2 separate regions of the Homo sapiens genome follow, and region 2 is linked to region 1. A link is an interaction called in ENCODE POLR2A ChIA-PET data of the cell type or tissue named here. Cell type or tissue: MCF 10A. All regions are shown on one strand. Links, peaks and the distances in the headings refer to the core of each region. The heading gives the core; the rest is flanking DNA.

The links. ChIA-PET counts read pairs that join two places held together with the same protein. Peaks named below come from ENCODE experiments on the same cell type or tissue, not always from the same donor. Only the 100,000 strongest peaks of a DNase experiment are listed, where the experiment ranks them.
Region 2: POLR2A ChIA-PET joins it to region 1 with 5 read pairs; 3 of 35 experiments call an interaction of 5 or more read pairs at or near these places.

Annotation. Positions count from the first base shown.
Region 1 is chr1:246,212,673-246,218,054 of GRCh38, reverse strand. All of the region lies in intron 5 of SMYD3 (SET and MYND domain containing 3), which reads left to right. Among named protein-coding and RNA genes, the nearest start is that of SMYD3-AS1, 110 kb to the right of the region's middle. In MCF 10A, for the core only: no CTCF peak of the experiment used is centred there; a DNase peak (open chromatin) is centred at 2,934.
Region 2 is chr1:246,159,739-246,165,120 of GRCh38, reverse strand. The region is part of intron 5 of SMYD3 (SET and MYND domain containing 3); the gene reads left to right. Among named protein-coding and RNA genes, the nearest start is that of SMYD3-AS1, 54 kb to the right of the region's middle. In MCF 10A, for the core only: no CTCF peak of the experiment used is centred there; a DNase peak (open chromatin) is centred at 3,280.

The DNA.
Region 1 (5,382 bases), core at 302-5,301:
TATTGTTTTCTATGAATGTACCATAGTTTATTTATTTTCTGTTTTTAACTGTTACACATATCATTGCCATGAACATTCATGTATTTATCTTCCATTGAACATGTACAGGAGTTTTTCTTGGATATATAACTTGTAATGGAATTGTTGGGCCATGAGTATGCTTATTGCAACTTCACTAGATAATGTCAAATTGTTTCTGAAAGTTGACTTCATTCGTACTGAACCATCTTCACCAGCATTTGACATTGTGGGATTTAAAAACTGTTGCCAATTTTTACATTAGCACTTTAATTACAATTATATTTATCATTTCTAGATGGTATTTTTTTTCCTAGCTAGACATTAAAAAATTTTCTTTATCCTTCCTCATATTTTCAATCTCTTATTCCTTTAAACATCTTAAACATATTTACTTTAAATTCTGATAATACCAAATTAGAAACTCTTTGTGAGTTGATTCAGCAATATAATACTTCTGCTGAGTCTTGTTCACTGATCTTTGTTTCTTTGTTTTCTTTGTGAGAATTTTTAGTTTATTTATATTTTGAGACAGGGTCTTGGTCTATTACCCAGGCTGGAGTGCAGTTGTACAATCTCGGCTCAGTGCAACCTCTGCCTCCCGGGCTCGAGCGATCCTCCCATCCCAGCCTTCCAAGTAGCTGGGACCATAGGCACACATCACCACGCCCAGTTAATTTTTCGTAGAGACAGGGTCTCCCTACGTTACCCTGGCTTGTGATTTTGTTTTTTAAGCTGTAAGTTCACACTCTTTAGAAATTCTTTGAGGCCTGGATTGAAGGTGTATTCACCCTGAGTGAATTTGCCTTTTGTTTTGATGGATAACTAAGGCATTAACAACCTTGGATCCTGCTCAGGTTAATTTCTGGGCTTGAGGTTTCTTCTCCCACAAAGATAATATAAATTTAGGCTACAAGCTTGGTTAGATGCCAACTTCTGCTTATGAGTCTAGAAAAAAATTATCCCCCTCTGTCCAGTATTTAGGGTCTAGATTGAGAACTTCTTTGCTCTCCCTTGTGTGGAATAGATTTTTTGTAATTTACAGTGATTCTAACTCACAGCATATAGTCCTTGGAAAATCCTAGGTCTGTTCAGGAGTTTGGTTTTAGACTTTCCAGTCTGGATGAGGCCCACACACAGCCTCCAGTGCTTTGTGCCCACGTCTCCGTCAAGGGGAAAGTTCAGGATCCTCAGGTTAGCTAAATGTTTCTAGTGAGAAAGCTAGCTTCAGAGTTTACTTACTGGCCTGGTATCTTTACTTGACTGTAATACTCTAAGGATATTTCTTTCTTATCACTTAAATCATGAATTTTATTTTAATGTTCTCTTTTTAAATACAACTTCTTTTATGCCTTTATTTTTCTTCATTTTTTATTATATTTTCAATAATGCAGAAAAGGTGAAGGAATACAACCAGAAATTTAGCACCTAGATTCATCAATTGTTAGCATTCTAAAAACAAAGACGTTCTCTTTTATAACAATGCCATAGCACGTCTTAGACAATTAGTAACAATTCTCTAATATTTTCTGTAATACCTAATCCATATCAGATTTTCCCACTTGTTCCTAGGTATCTTTTTTGCATATTTTTCCCCAAATGAGGGTACAAACAATGTACTGATGCATTTAGAAGATATTTGTCAGTGCGTCTATCTGGGTTGTTGGGGTCACCATATTGTCCAATATGGAGATGTATTTTATTGTTTGGCATTTTCCTGAAGTCTGCTTATGAGTTTTTTTTTTTTTTTGAAATGGAGTCTTACTCTACTGCCCAGGCAGGAGTGCCATGGCGCTATCTCGGCTCACTGCAACCTCTGCCTCCCGGGTTCAAGCGATTCTCCTGCCTCAGCCTCCTGAGTAGCTGGGATTGCAGGTGTGCACCATCACGCTTGGCTAATTTTGTATTTTTAGTAGAGACGGGGTTTCACCATGTTGGCCAGGCTGGTCTTGAACTGCTGACCTCATGACCTGCCCCTGTTGGCCTCCCAAAGTGCTGGGATTACAAGTGTGAGCCACCGTGCCCGGCCTTGAGTTTGTTTTTCACATTAGTCCAGAGTGCTCCATCTTTCGCTCTCTATTCGGTTTCCTTGTGAGTTATTGACTGTTAGAGTATACAATAGAAAAAATATTTTTATGTCCCTTTTAAGGAATTATACCTTTCAAGTGGAAGATACACACTGACTTTCCTCCAAATAGTTACACATTTTAGATTTTTGTCGTGTCAGTGGACTCATCTCAGGCAGGATTACACCCCAGGGCTTCCTTTAAAAAAGGAAAGTGACATTGGCTTTACGTAACAGAAGCAGTTTGGACATTTCTTTGGACAGTTGAGTTCCGCTGGCCCCTTTCTGTGGCATGCTGCTGCTCAGCCCAGCTGCATGAAGACAGGACAGAGAACGATGGCCACTGAGAGTGATCCAAAGTACTCTGTGGGAGAAGGCAGATGGATAAATATTTTTTCTTAAATGCAAAGCTAACTTAATGTTACTGCCCATTACTGGTAACTTTCTTTAGGGCTTAAGACTTGAAGAATTTAATGTTGCCTGACAAAGTTTTAAGATGGCTCAGCATTAAAAAAAAATGGTGTCTTTGAACAGTAATGAGCGCCAAGTAAGAAATATGGGTGTGCTGACTCTTTTTGATGATCTCAAAGTTATTTATTTAACTACATGCATGAAGCCCCAGCGTGTGTGTGTTTTTCTTTGTCACTGACTTCACAGCAGCTCAGTAGGATTTTAAATATGTATATTTTATATTTTCCTGCACCTGCCCCATGACAATATACATAGACCATGCAAACAAAGATGTATTTAGTGAAGAGATTGCGAAACTGTTTTATTACTGTCCGGATCTCCATTGGAAGTGAAGCTGCTGTTTCACATCCTCTTTAGGCATATCTAGCCGCCAGCAACTGTGCAGATTAGAATCATGAGCTTCTCTTCCACATGCGTGTGGCCATTGTGGTGATGACCGATGAATCATCGCATTTCAACTGGAATGAACAAAAATAGAAAGCTCAGCAGCAGCATTTTTTAGAGAGGTAAAAATCTGCATAAATAAAGAAAATTAAGTGTTTCCATGAATTTTACCTACTAGAAAGTGGAAAAATGTATTTGATAATAGAGCATATATATAAGTTTTATAGTACTGCTAACATAAACATGAGTGGATAATTTTGGGGCTCAGCAAGTTTAGCTGCAAAATGGCTTTGCTATTCTCCATTCCTCTTTGTTTTAATGATCATTCCTCCATATTCAGAAGATTCTGTTTCTTGATTTTTAGGACTGTTCCTAAATATTCCGGTAGCTGTCTTTGGAAGACTGAAAAAATATTTTCTCTTGTCCTTATAGAAAATGCTGGATAGGGCAGAACCTTCTCTCTTCCTGAAAGAGGCCACTGATCTAAATTGGTTTCTCTCTTAGCCTTACTTCTTGGAGGCATACTTATTATGTATTTACTTACTTTGGCATGCTATTTTAAAAATTCCTTGGTTTTTATTTTAAACAATTCCTTCATATATTTCACTTAAATAAATGAGCTGATACTATGAGCTTCAACATATTGGTTTCAAAACTCATCTCTTTGTCTTTTTTCCTTTGTTTTACCTCATATACAGTTAATTGACAGTTCTGTTCATTTTTCCTTTGAGATATCTTGCCATGCTTGGTTTACCATTCCAGCACAGAGTACACAACTCATAGCTGGATTGCTATGACATTTGTCTCCTCTTTGGTTATCTTGCATTCTTTTACCAAATAAAGCTTTCACAAATGTATTATCTCCCTACCATTTTGTGACCTGGGATGTGAAATCTAATCTCTGACTGGATTTCTAGACTCCTCTCTTGTCTTTTTCAACCTTATCATCCACAACTTGCCATTGTAAAGACCAAGTTCCAGTGTTCCATTAGATCAATACCACCATTTCTGTAAACAAACAGATGCAAACATTAAGAACCACAGTCTGGCTAATTCTGGAACAGTACCTAAAATATTAAACCATGACCATCTTTTGCCTGTTGGTGTTAGAAGGGAGCTTTTGGTGTTACGAGAGAGTCACCAAAGAGGACAGGTTATGGAAGCTAGCTCTGCAGAGCTCTTGATAGCAGGAGTTCACAGAGATTATAAACTAGGAAATTCAAGGTGCTTCAGAAAGGTTCTTCTTGAAGGAAGAGAAAGAACTGTGTTCAATGAGAGAAAGCAGCAGAAAAGCACACTAAGTTCGTTCTTTATAGGCAAGTTTAAAACTGGGATTTACTCAATGGCCGATGGCCATTACAGATGCTAAGATATTCTCAGGGACCATGAGAAGATCATCATGCTGAAGTGAGAATGGAGCCAGGGAGGGGAGCATCAGAGTGGGACTGGTTTTGACCTTTGAACAGGGCCACTGTCCTGGCGTGGAAGTGCAGTAGACAGGGCAGGTTGGGTGAACAAACCAGGTAGCTGAGTGTTCCCCTGCCCTTGTTCTAGCAAACTTGGGTGTGCAGGGCCTGAGAATGTTCTGTTGACTTCTGCTGCTCTGTTTTGCTCATGTTATTCCTTTGCAATGGGTGCCTTTCTCCTATCCATTTTCTCAAAGATCATATGTGCTATAATGGTGGAAACACGGACTTAGGAGATAACCTGACTCAAAACTCACTGGAGTTTTGTCTTCTTGCGGATGAGCTGGACCCTAGCCAATGTACTTCACCATTCCAAATCTTCAGTTTCCTCCTTTGATAATGCAGGTATTAACATACATGCTGCTGTGTAAGCATTGGAAAGTCTGGCCCTTGGTGTTTGGGTTTAGAAAAGTGCTTTTGTCAGCATCCATAGTCACAGGTAACTGACAAAAAGAGCATGTGATATCCTGTGTATCTGTGTCGACATCATATGAGATTGAGGAAGGTTGAAAGAATACTAATTTCCCTTGACAGAATTCTTTTAATTTTATTCATTTCTCTGCATCCTTCACTCTTTAGTTTATCTGATGGTAGAGGGTTAGCAGTTGTAGACAGTGTCATCACCTGCCCTGGATGATACTAGAGCTCCTTTTGTAGACAGACTATATATTCTGACACCAGAGAAATGCTGTACCTGAAGGCCCCATATCTTCTGGAAGGACACTGAAGGGAGAGCAAGTTACTGAAATCCATTTCTCATAACCCAAGAACGTCCTGTCTACATTTGTATGCCTTGTGCTTGGTACATATTTGTTGTTTAGATTAACTTAAATTTTATGCTTTCATTACAGCTATTCTCTGTGGAAAATATTAACCAAATTTATTAGATCTTTATGGAAATGAAAAACTGCTGGTCTAAAAATGCTTGGGAAACTTAAGAGTACTATCATTCAACTTGGCAGTACTTGATACCAGTGA
Region 2 (5,382 bases), core at 293-5,292, 53 kb after region 1:
TGTCCTGTGGACCGCTCCCTTTCGGGAACGCTTTTCCCTGGGCTTCGGTGACACCATACTCTCCTAGTTTTCTTCCTGCACTACTGTCTTCCCAGTCGGTGGGGTTCTTTCGCCACCTTGTTTGTTCTCTGCACACTGTCTGTGGGTTACCTTACTGATTCCTGTAGCTTCATTCACCGTCTCTGTGTGGCTGACTCCCAAAGTTAGCTTGTGTTTTAGTTACCTTTGTATACTTCCAGCAGCCAACATGGGACCTGTTGCACAACAGTAGCCTATGTTAAGTAAATGAACGGACTGATAAATAGATGTTTTCCATGATTGATACTCTTCCCAAAATCTTTCATTATTACCATTTGTCACCCATCACAAGAACATAAACTCCATGAGAGCAGAGACGTTATCAGTCTTGTTCAGGACTGTGTGCCTGGCACGTGGCACACGTATCCAGTATGAGCAAAAAACAAGTGGCTCACCCAAAATGATCCTGGCACCAGGAAGTTTCTCTTTGGGCCTGGCTTCCTTGGTTACTCACATGCCCCCGTCCATGTGTTGTAGGAAGAGGAAAGATGTAAGCATTAAGGATTTGGCTCACTGGGGCTGGTCCTGGTGGTTTGGAAATAGCAGATCTCTAAGGCATTCCATCACCTCATGAGAGAAGTCTTATTTATTTATTTATTTATCTATTTATTTATTTATTTCTTGAGACGGAGTCTCGCTCTGTCGCCCAGGCTGGAGTGCAGTGGCATGATCGCAGCTCACTGCAACCTCCGCCTCCCGGGTTCAAGTGATTCTCCTGCCTCAGCCTCCTGAGTAGCTGGGACAGGCACCCGCCACCACGCCCAGCTAATTTTTTTGTATTTTTAGTAGAGACAGGGTTTCACCATATTGGCCAGTCTGGTCTGGAACTCCTGACCTCAGGCAATCTGCCTGCCTTGGCCTCCCAAGAAGCCTTATTTTTATATAGCTCGTTTTCTCTCACCTGGGATCCCAGGTCAACCCCTTTTCAAGTTGGGAGAAACCAGCTAAACATTTTGTGTTTTAATTTAAATTTTGTGGTCTGAGTTGACTCTTGCTAGGGTGGGGGTAGAGGAGGAAACCCAGCAGAGAACTTGAACTAAGTCAAAATGGCACCTTCCCTCCTGAATATTCCTTTTATTAAGATGTCTGCAGATCTCCGAGCATTAGGTCTTCCATTCTTGGAGATTCTGACTTTCCTCTGTCATTATTTCTCTGCGGAAGGTTCTAACATTTGGCCAGTTGTGATTTCTCTGAGCCCTTTGCAACACTGCAGGGAGCACACTCAGTTGTATGCAGTGGGGCTGATAGCATCCAGGTCTCAGAAGCACTTTCCTTCCATATCATTGCCGATTTCCTGTTTCTTTTTTAATTGCACTTGTTCCTTTTATAAAGTGACAGTAGCTAAATTTATTTCTCAAGATGCTTACATGCTCTTTTAAAGAGTATCTAAATTAATAAACATTGAGTACAGAAACCTAATCTGAATTTGTGTTTTTATTGAGAGCACTCTCATTAAACACAGGCTGGAAAAAAAAAGAATCAACCAGACCCTGATGCCTCTTGCAAAATCTGATCTGTTCCAAGTCTAGCAGGTAGAGTCCTGATTGCCTTTATTTGCAAGTTCAGAAGAATGCAGGTAGGTGAAGATTAGAATGGCCTCGTAGTGAATATGTATAAGCCTATAAAATTAAAGTAGAACTTGGTTAAAGAGCAATACAATCTCTTGCTATTTCATGAATGCTTAGCAGTGTTATAAAGACGTGAACATATTGCTGTGTTTCAGTGAGCTACAGCCTTACCCTTTGATATGCTTAATTATTTTCAAGGTCATTTCTTTTTATAAAATCAAGGCAAGCTGGAAAATGTCAAACAGCCTACAAGTATAGAATAAACTATTTTCATTGTCATTTTATAGTCATATATAGTTGTGGTTTTGAGTTTCCCAGTTACAACCAGTCACTGAGTGTAAGAGTCACAATAAATTCTCTTAGGAACATGGTATCCTTTATCTCTTCAACCATTAATGTTCCAAGGATATTTTCAAATGAAAGAATGATAAAAATTAGTTGATGCGTTCTGGGAATATGCACATTTAAAATTTCAAGTTAACAATACAGATGAAGGTGGTTAAATGTGCAAGAGCTAGCTACAATAAGAGAAATGTAGTTGAGGCTACTGCTGAAGGGATTATGTACTTAGCCTCTAAGCCACTTAGGATATATATTAAGTTGGTTGTGCTCTACCATTTTGGCTGAAGATAATTTTCCCTTACATAAAGCAAATATTTAGTAACAAGTGAGGTAAGTCTGAGTTGTTCATTATGCAGGTTATATGGTACGGTTGAAATCCTGACCATACCACTAGTCTCTGTACCTCTGAGTAACCCTCACATTGTATTGTACTTAAAGGTTTGAGGTGATTCTTAAGTAGGCATTGTAACTGAGAAATATAAGTTTCAGATTTTTGCTGCCACCAGCTGTTAGGAAGTGCTGGTTATTTTGTAATGATGCCTGAAAACCATGGACTCCTCAGCATTGTGAAATTTGGATTTAGGGGTAACACAAACAAAAATTCCAGATTCTTGAGGAGATAAGAATTTTAAATGATTCAAGAACATGCACACCAATTCTATTAGTTTAAAAATAATTAATATGCCTTACGTGGCAGTAGAGTTCAGATCAGTTGGCTGCAATCTTCAGAAATATTTATTTATATGGTGTCAACTTAGGTTGTCTCTGAGACACATTCCAATTGATACTTCTGCCTGCCTCTGACAGACTTCTTTTCCCAGAAACACCCTCCACATATGCTTATTCCTGTTAGCTTAACCTAGTTCTAGAATGTTCTTTTAGGGTAATTGAGGTAAGACTCTCTTTTCACTTAGCCAACTTGGAGTTGTTGGCATTTCAATTAGTGGTCATTGCGGGATAGCATTACTTCACTCATTCTCACTTTAGATACATTGCTCCCACCGACTTATGTTGTATAGTAGTCCTTCTCTGATAGATTCACCAAGAAACTACTGTTGCTTAGCCGGCCAGGTACACGTCCACACGCTTTGACCTCACTTACTGAACCCACAGCTCTGCCACGCTGTCCTCTTCTGTTCCTGAAACTCTCCAAGCTTGCACCCAGGCTGTTATCTTTGTAATATTTTTTTTACCCTCTTGCAACCAACACACATGCACTATTGCCTGGCAAACTCCTACTTCTAGGAGTTTTTGGCTTGAAGCCTGCTATTGGCTTAACTAGAGAAGAGTCATATGAAGGTCTGGAGAGAGGCCAGATAAGTCAGAGCTGTGCATTCAAAGAAAAATCAGGACTTGGGAAGACATGTTCCTGCCTGTCATTTGAAATATACTGTCATTGGCCAGACCTGTATTTGATTCTCTTTTTACATTTTAGAAGAACAATACTTTTAAGCCATACATTTGATAAGAATGATCAAACCACCACTTTGTTGCAGGTTTACTGCTAGGCTCTGTGGGTACATCTATTCGCGGAGAAAGAAAAGTAAATTAATAATTACAATAGAGCATGATATACCAAGGTGGAGGCATAGACGGGGGCTGGGGAACATGAAGGAGACCATCGAAATCAAAGGTGGAGGCCAGAGAAGGCTTCCTGGAGAAACGAGGCCTGAATTGCTTTCTGAAGAACTGGTAAAAGATAATCTGATGAAAACGGGTTCAGCCTGGAAGAGAGGATGCCTGAAATGGAGGGAACAGCCTGTGTAAAGATGGAAACAATCTAACAGCTTAGCACACAGAGAAAACTGTAAGTCACTCAGTCCTCAGTGAGTTTGAAGTGCACGCTGAAAGCTGTAGGGCCCCGGAGAAGAAGCCTCTTGGGAAAATAGGCCTTTACAACCACAGCAAAGACAGTCTGTCATGCTTGGCGGCATGCAGGTGAGCTGTGCCAGGTGTGCCAGGCAGGCTGCATGTTCATTTGTAGAGGACTCTGCAAATGAGGCGCAGGGTGGAGCGGGGTGGTGCTGCCAGTGAACAAAGAGAATGAGGCTTACCTAGAGCAATCGCTGGAACACCTGTCTTGTCTGATGGCATCGTCTCGCTTGTCTGATGGCGTTGTCTCACAGTCCCAGCCTGCATGTTGGTAATGTTCAGGGCGAGAGGAGTAAGCAAACAGCCCCAGCTTCTGTCTGCTGCTGCTCTGGAGAATATCAGAGTTGCTCTGCCAGGTCCCACAGGTTCTTTTACATTCACCATCTCTATTTAATCTTCCCAGATTTGAAAATAATGGTTTATCCTGGATGTGATCTGAAAGTATTTCCCCAATGCTTACCCACAGGAGTCACCCACAGAATCCTCACTCACTGCTGTCCCCCATGTGAGAGCTTGCTATAGCTCTGTGTCAGGAATTTGGGAACAGTGTTGCTGGTAATGTGGAAATCATGAGAGACGTCATGTGGGGTTAGACAGCAGCCACCTTCATAGCTCCCTGCCTTTCTCACTTCTCCTAGACCTCTTGATTCTCTGATTCCTCGGGAAACTCAATTACCTTTCCTTGATTATGCAGAGCAATTTAACTCTCAAACATCCTTCGGCTCTGGGCCCACCTTTGCACATTCAGAAGCTCATTAATGTTTCAGCACCGAGGAACTGGCAGGAGCTTTGACATTTCAGTGTTGTCTTTTCTCCCTCCCCAGGTATCTCAGAGTGAGAAGGAGCAGTATAGAGATCTGCTTTCCCACTAATATGAATTTTCACCCCAAACCTCAGCATCAGATGAAGATAGTCATTTTCAGTTTTAATATTTTTTTCTTCTATGCATATTAGGTAGGCAAAGAAAGACATAGAGTTCTCTCTATCTAGAACTTTGAAATAAATGAAAATATTAGAACAAATAAACACTTCCTATAAATGTGAGTGAATAGGACAGTAGGTAATAACCGGAATGGATTTGGAAGAATGGATTCTGTCAGCTCATACTCAGAGGCATATTGTTAAAGCAGGGATATGAAGACAGCAGCAGAGTACAGGGGTTACAGGCATGAATTTAGGAGTCAGATCAAGCTGGGTTATAATTGTGTCTCCTCTCATTCCTAATCTGTGAATTTAGCTGAGTCAACTTAACCTACTGAGTTTACTTCATTATTTGTAAAATAAAGGTAATATCACCAGGTAAAGTGGTGCACTCCTGTAATCCCAGCTCCTCAGGAGGCTGAGGCAGGAAGATCTCTTGGGCCTAGTAGTTGAAGACCAGCCTGGGCAGCATAGCAAGACCACATCTGGGAGGTGGTGTGGAGAAAAAAAAAAGTACTCCCCCCACTCCAGGACCTGGCGAGCCCTCAGTACCGGTGGCTCCCATTTCACTCACAGTCTTCCTGGGCTGTGCTTCCGTCGT